2 separate regions of the Homo sapiens genome follow, and region 2 is linked to region 1. A link is a contact called in ENCODE Hi-C or POLR2A ChIA-PET data. All regions are on one chromosome and are shown on one strand. Each heading gives the region's core, a stretch centred on a gene start or an enhancer-like site at or near the end of the contact. The rest is flanking DNA. Distances are from core to core; before and after follow the strand shown.

The links. Hi-C counts contacts between places; a loop is a spot of excess contacts on that map. ChIA-PET counts read pairs that join two places held with the same protein, here RNA polymerase II (POLR2A). Pooled maps may share reads with other maps.
Region 2: a pooled map shows a loop between it and region 1 (2.7-fold over the local background). The contact joins two enhancer-like sites. A Hi-C loop is called at or near these places in 5 of 50 pooled maps. POLR2A ChIA-PET finds 5 or more read pairs at or near these places in 2 of 52 experiments (WTC11 and activated T-cell).

Annotation. Positions count from the first base shown.
Region 1 is chr6:15,304,131-15,306,941 of GRCh38, reverse strand. All of the region lies in intron 1 of JARID2 (jumonji and AT-rich interaction domain containing 2), which reads right to left. Among named protein-coding and RNA genes, the nearest start is that of JARID2-AS1, 57 kb to the right of the region's middle. Within about 2 kb of position 1,346, at least 3 of the 41 ENCODE cell types and tissues checked have a DNase peak (open chromatin) inside an H3K27ac peak, as active enhancers do.
Region 2 is chr6:15,489,872-15,493,041 of GRCh38, reverse strand. All of the region lies in intron 6 of JARID2 (jumonji and AT-rich interaction domain containing 2), which reads right to left. Among named protein-coding and RNA genes, the nearest start is that of DTNBP1-AS1, 55 kb to the left of the region's middle. RefSeq lists an enhancer at 851-1,352. Within about 2 kb of position 1,466, at least 8 of the 41 ENCODE cell types and tissues checked have a DNase peak (open chromatin) inside an H3K27ac peak, as active enhancers do.

The sequences.
Region 1 (2,811 bases), core at 97-2,596:
AAATATATATATAATATACATTAATATAATTGATTATATATAATAATGTAATTAATATAAAATATATATATTAACTTCAAAGTACAATGGGTAAGGTCAGGAAAAAAAATAAGCTGCCTATTTCCCCACCTTCCATTTTCCTTCACTCCACTTGCCCCTTGTGTTTTACTCCTAGGTTTTAACAAAAGTCAAAAAAAATTTTTAAGTACCTAAAAATTAAGTTTAAGGAAGATGGTATTTTTCCCCTTTCCCCAGAATGTGGACTAAATAAACAGTATGATCCTTATGAAATGTGACTGTGTTGGGCCAGGCACGGTGACTCACGCCTGTAATCCCAGTACTTTGGGAGGCCGAGGCGGGCGGATCACCTGAGGTCAGGAGTTCAAGACCATCCTGGCCAACATGGTGAGACCCTGTCTCTACTAACTAAAAATACAAAAATTAGCTGGGCGTGTGGCAGGCGTTTGTAATCCCAGCTACTCGGGAGGCTGAGGCAGGAGAATCGCTTGAACCCAGGAGGCAGAGGTTGCAGTGAGCTGAGATTGTGCCATTGCACTCCACCCTGGGCAACAAGAGCAAAACTCCGTCTCAAAAAAAAAAAAAAAAAAAAAAAGAAATATGACTATGTTGTTAATGAGAAAAGAGGCTGGCTGGCTCACTGCAGGGGGAAGGAATTCTTGAGTTTTTGTTGTTCCTACTGCTGTGGATGATGAACTCGACACCAAAGGAGATTGTCCCCCTCAAATCTTAACAACCTAACTGTGACGCACTTAAGAGCGTCTGCCACTTGTGATCTCAAAGTACGAAAAGCTGAAGTTACTTGCCAACAGAAACCCGGGAAAACTGTAAGCCTCGAGGATTGCTGGTAGAGCTTCTAAAAATCTGACGTTTAGAAAGATAGATTTGGTCCCACAAGTGGGCCACCAGAAATGGAACTGAAATTTGTCTCTGCATTTTAAAAACTGTAACCAAAACCACAGATGAATAGTAGAAAACTATTTCCTTACAAAAGTTCAGAATAATGTATTAATGGGTAAGATAATGCATATAACACAAATACCTAAAGATATAGTGAACTCCCTTGTAAATTCATAATACACTGTCCAAGGAATTCACAGGACTTTATTTAAACAGTTAATACATAATACATCTCTCACACACAGAATGTTAACAATTAGATATTGGAGGGGTGCTCCAAAGAGATGGGGGTGGGGAGGAATCAAGGCCAAGAACCCTGAAGACCCCTTGAACTCCATTTATTTTCAGTCAACAATGGTGTCTGCTTCTGCCAAGTACCCAGTGATGAGGCTGTGGTTAGGGGAAAATGAGGTGCTTTTACTCACACATCAGAACCACATTCTAGTTTGAATCTAAACTCATCCACAAATGCAAACAAGAAGAGAAAGAAACAGCACTAAAGAATGAAACCAATTTTAACTCTAAGCTAAGCTATGTTGTAGGGCAAGAGGAGGAGGATGGGGAATGAAATTTAGCGTGGCGAAAACTGGAAACAACCAAAGGCATTCAGCTGCTCAGGAGGCTTTTCCCCTCTCCAAAGTGGAGTGACAGAATTAGCCAGAGCCAGCACCCTCCCTGCACCCTTTTCTCCTGGGGTAGGCCCACAGCGGAGTTGCTCTCTGAATAAGAAATCCTGCATTACGCTACATAAAGGAGGGACAGTGTGCAGGATGACCGGCCAACATCAATCTTCAATGGCCATTTCTTAAAATCCTTCTTCACGTTTTCTTCAACAATACCAGCTACATGGCCAAGATTTAAAAGATGGAAGGCCTTTGACAACTTCCTCAAGCCCAGGCTCATTTACCAGCTGGAAACTGCAGGCAAGAAACCCTGTCCAACCAAAAAATCCCAGACTTGTGCTGGCTCCCAGTGGGCACCCCTCCTGCCAATCAGTGAGAAGAGAAAACTTGGTTGTGGTGACCCCAAAACAAGTCTTAAATGTTCCATCATAACTGGTTGTAAAAAGCAGTCAGCTGAAAGGGCCAATAAAGAGAGCGAAACACATGCTGGAAACAGCTGCTCCACCCCTCCCTGCACCTCACCAAGCAGATAAGATGCACCACCTCAACCTTGCAACCTGATGGTGCCCCCTGCCAGCACTGGACACACCCATGGACTCCCAGGAAAAACAGAAAATGCTCATAATCTAAGAAAGCAGATACTAAGTAAATTGGCCAGAGCTACTGCATTCTCTCTGGATGCAGGGCAGAAATCCTTAAGAGTCACAGAGCAGCCTATGGGTGGATTTTAAAGCCTACAAGGAAACGTTCAATAAATATTTGTTGATTGATTTTTTTAAAGAGATGATTAAAGGGTTAGAGGGGGAAAGGCCATGCTACAAAGGTCAAAAGTAAAGCATCACTCATCTAGATATGGGAGTCTGTGAAGGGCCTTCCGATGATTGTCTGGCTGCTTCAGAGAAGGACTGTAACCATGAGCTGGCTGCTCTCTGGTGTCTGCAACTTGGACGGACTGGGAGAGGTGGCCTGGAGGCTTAGAATCCTCTGGCTTTAGAGTCCTCTAAAAAAAGTGAATAAATTATCACCTCTCCAGATTTTACCAAAAAGTGCAGGTTTAACTAACCAAGTTACAGTGGGTGGGCGGGGGGGGGGGGGGGATCAGCAAATTATGTCCATTCTCTACCACCAGCTCCAGGAGGGAGGAAAAGGAGCAAAAGGAGGCTGGGACAACTGAGGCTGCGCAGCGAGATGGGCAGCTGATCCTGAGGCTCCTGAGCCCTGCGCCCTCAGCTGGTTATCAAGGCTGGTTATTAGCGGGAGTAGCCACTAT
Region 2 (3,170 bases), core at 217-2,716, 190 kb before region 1:
CACTATCTTCAATGGCAAAAGGAACACCTTGTTTACATCTTTCTGAAAACCTAAATACTGAATTATTGGCAAGGTATACATTCAAATAACTTGCTTTATGAGAGAAATGAGTTGCAATATTTTCCTTCTTATTATAGGAGTTATCTTCAACAGTATCCACCCAGATATCACACACGCATGCCCATATAACAAGCTCAAAGACTAGATGGATCTCACCCACAACACAGACCAGCGAAGTTCAAACAATTACGAAGACTGAAAAAGGCAAGTGTCACTGGCCATCTTCCTCCTCGAAACCCAGAGGGTCCGTGTTCTATGCCCACCACGAGAGGCCACAGGGGAGCTGAAAAGCTAACATAGGAAGCCCCTTAAGCTGCTCCATGTGTCCTAAAAGGGAGAAATAAAACAGAACCAACAACCCAGCCAGCACCACCATTGTGGGGAAACCTGGGACCCACCAATCTAACAAAAGGACACCCCTTTTCCTGGCCTGGACTTGTCTATAAGGAGCCAACACTTAATCAGTACAAAAGGAAACAGAAGAATGGAGGAAGGCATTGTCTTACCTTGTTACCGAAGGTCTCCCTCAACCCACCTCTGTATCAATTAAAACCACACAGCCCCAGTTATGCAGCCAGTGCACTACAAGGAAGGCCACCGCTGCACGTCCTGAGGGATTCCACAGAAGAGCACACACAGGAAGTCATCTGAACTCACTGAAGAATTAGCGCCGACGTGGGCTACAGCAGGACCCTCCATTGAATGACAATACATTTCAGCTGAGCAGCTTTATACATAAGTGCTTGAAGTTACTCCTTCTCTCAGCTCTGTTGTGGATTTCTGGCTTCTCAGCCCATTGCCCCCAGCCCCCAACCCAGCTCTGCAGAAAGTGAGGTGTCTGCAGCGTGTGCTCCTTGGCCCACAGCCATCCGTCACCTGTATCTCAGGTGATCCCAGGCACACGGCCATGAGATATTAAAGCAATCCCTCCTAGTCATAAGAGAATGGTTTCAATTTAACAGGCAAGGTTGAGAGCATTTTCAAGTTACGTTCGGCCAGATGAGTACTGGCAACAATACCTCATTCTTCTTGCAGAAGGGATATAAGGTGAGAGATATGAAAGTCCAGGACATCAAACGTTCCTACCTGACTTTGTTCTTAATAACAGAAATTCCATCTTAAAAACTGTACCCAATCCACACTCTGTGTGCTTGCTTTAAGAATATAAAATCTCTCCCCTCCATCCTTATGGGTTTTTCTCCACCCCACCACCGACACACACAATATTTAAATCAACTCAGTATGATGACAGATGAAAAGGAGAAACATGCACTTCCAAGGCAGAGCAGAAGATGAGAAATGACTCTGATGTTTTTGGTTAACTAAGCAAAAATGTTTTAGTCGTTCAAGATTATGACGCTGTCCTCAGTTCAACCTCAGATTCACTGGCAAGTTCTTCTTCTCCACGAGAGGGAGCCGTTGAGCCGAGGCCTCTGCCAGCCTTTCAAAACAGAACCAGAGGCCCAGAGAGAGAAACAGTTGGTGGCTGGGGGTAGTCCATTTGCACTTTAAAACTTGAATCAAAAACAAAGAGCCTAAACAGAAGCGAAATGCACTGGACAGACAGTGAGTTATGGAAGGGGAGGAGCAGCCTGCTCAAACACTGACCGCAGCAGCAGATGGGCAGGAGCCTCCTAGCCAAGGCCAAGGCCAAGGCAAATGTGCTCTAAAAGAGATGCCTGGGTTCCACTGGGCAATCTAGATGTACCTATAACCTCTCCTCCCACTGAAGGCAATGTAACTGAGTCACAAATACCCCACCACCAGCAAGTGCAATTCAAATGACAAAATAATGTCATGAGAAGAAAACCTTTAACTTTTTTAAAAACTAATATGATTTTCTATGTTTCCTTCTCAATAGCCGTATTTTCCAGAACTTTAAAAGAATATTCTCAATTCCTTGGCCCTCTCTGAATCTTACTAGGGCAGGATTTTTCTGCAAGGCTTGTACATTTTCATATGAAAACCTCTTCAGTGACAGTAGCCTATAGCTCAATGGAAGGTCCTGCAAAACCAGTGGGATTAGCCAGTTGATCATTTTCTTCTCACACTCAGCCTCAGCGTAAGAAATGAGAATCACATGTGGCCACATCTGGTTCAATATCCTGGCTTACAAACCACACAAATTTCTACACAAGTACAAAACCTGCTCATGACTCTCTTGGAAAACTAATACTTCAAAACCCTTGCTAGAAATAAAGCTCGTCTGTTGGACTATCCTAAACTTGTTACTTTCTGTCACTGCATGTAAGCAGAAGTACTACTGCAGGAAAGCAACAGAAAAACACCATTTGCTCCTTGGTGAGACCCTTACCATACAACCAAATTATTACCCAGGGGCACTCCCAGCCCCATGACAATGCAATGTTATACAGGCATGTGCATTCCATGACAAAGACAGCTCATTTGGTATAATCGAGAGTAAACGGCCGGGGCCAGAGCCCTCTCACCAAGAAAAAGGCTTAGGTGAAGTACGCACTGGTGTGTTCTAACTCTCGGGTTCTAGGGACTCCATAAATCGCACACACTATCAAATGGCATTGCCCAGTTCGCACGAGGGGAAGTGGTTTTAGACTTGGAAGACAGGTGCATGCACCCACACAGTTCATTATAGCAAGCAGAGCAAAGGCACTTCTCGGCAGCACCCCCTAAAAATTACATTCCTCCACATTTCAATACAGTCACATTTATGCTTTTAAGCTGAACAATAACAAAAAAAAATCCACATATCATATTTGAAATGAAAGATCAGAGTATCCTCTGGGCCCATATCTTTCATGCAGTTGAAAAGATGAAAGGTCACAGTCTAATCACTTGTATCAAGCAGTCACAAGGGAATCTACAATTTGCTTTTACTGACCTTATTTTCAGAGTACTTAACTAATAGGATCTGAGGGTTTGAAAATTTTCCTTTTATTTCTCACAATGTCCCTGGTATAAGGAGTTGGCCAGACTGGCTCCAAAGGAATAATAGGGCCCAGGAAGGTTAAATATCACATCTCAAGTCTCATTGAAGGTCAGAGTCAGAGCCAAATTAGAATCTGGAGCCATGGGTCAACCCATCTGGGCTGGTTAGACTGGAACAGGGAAGGAGGAGGAGAGGGAAGAGG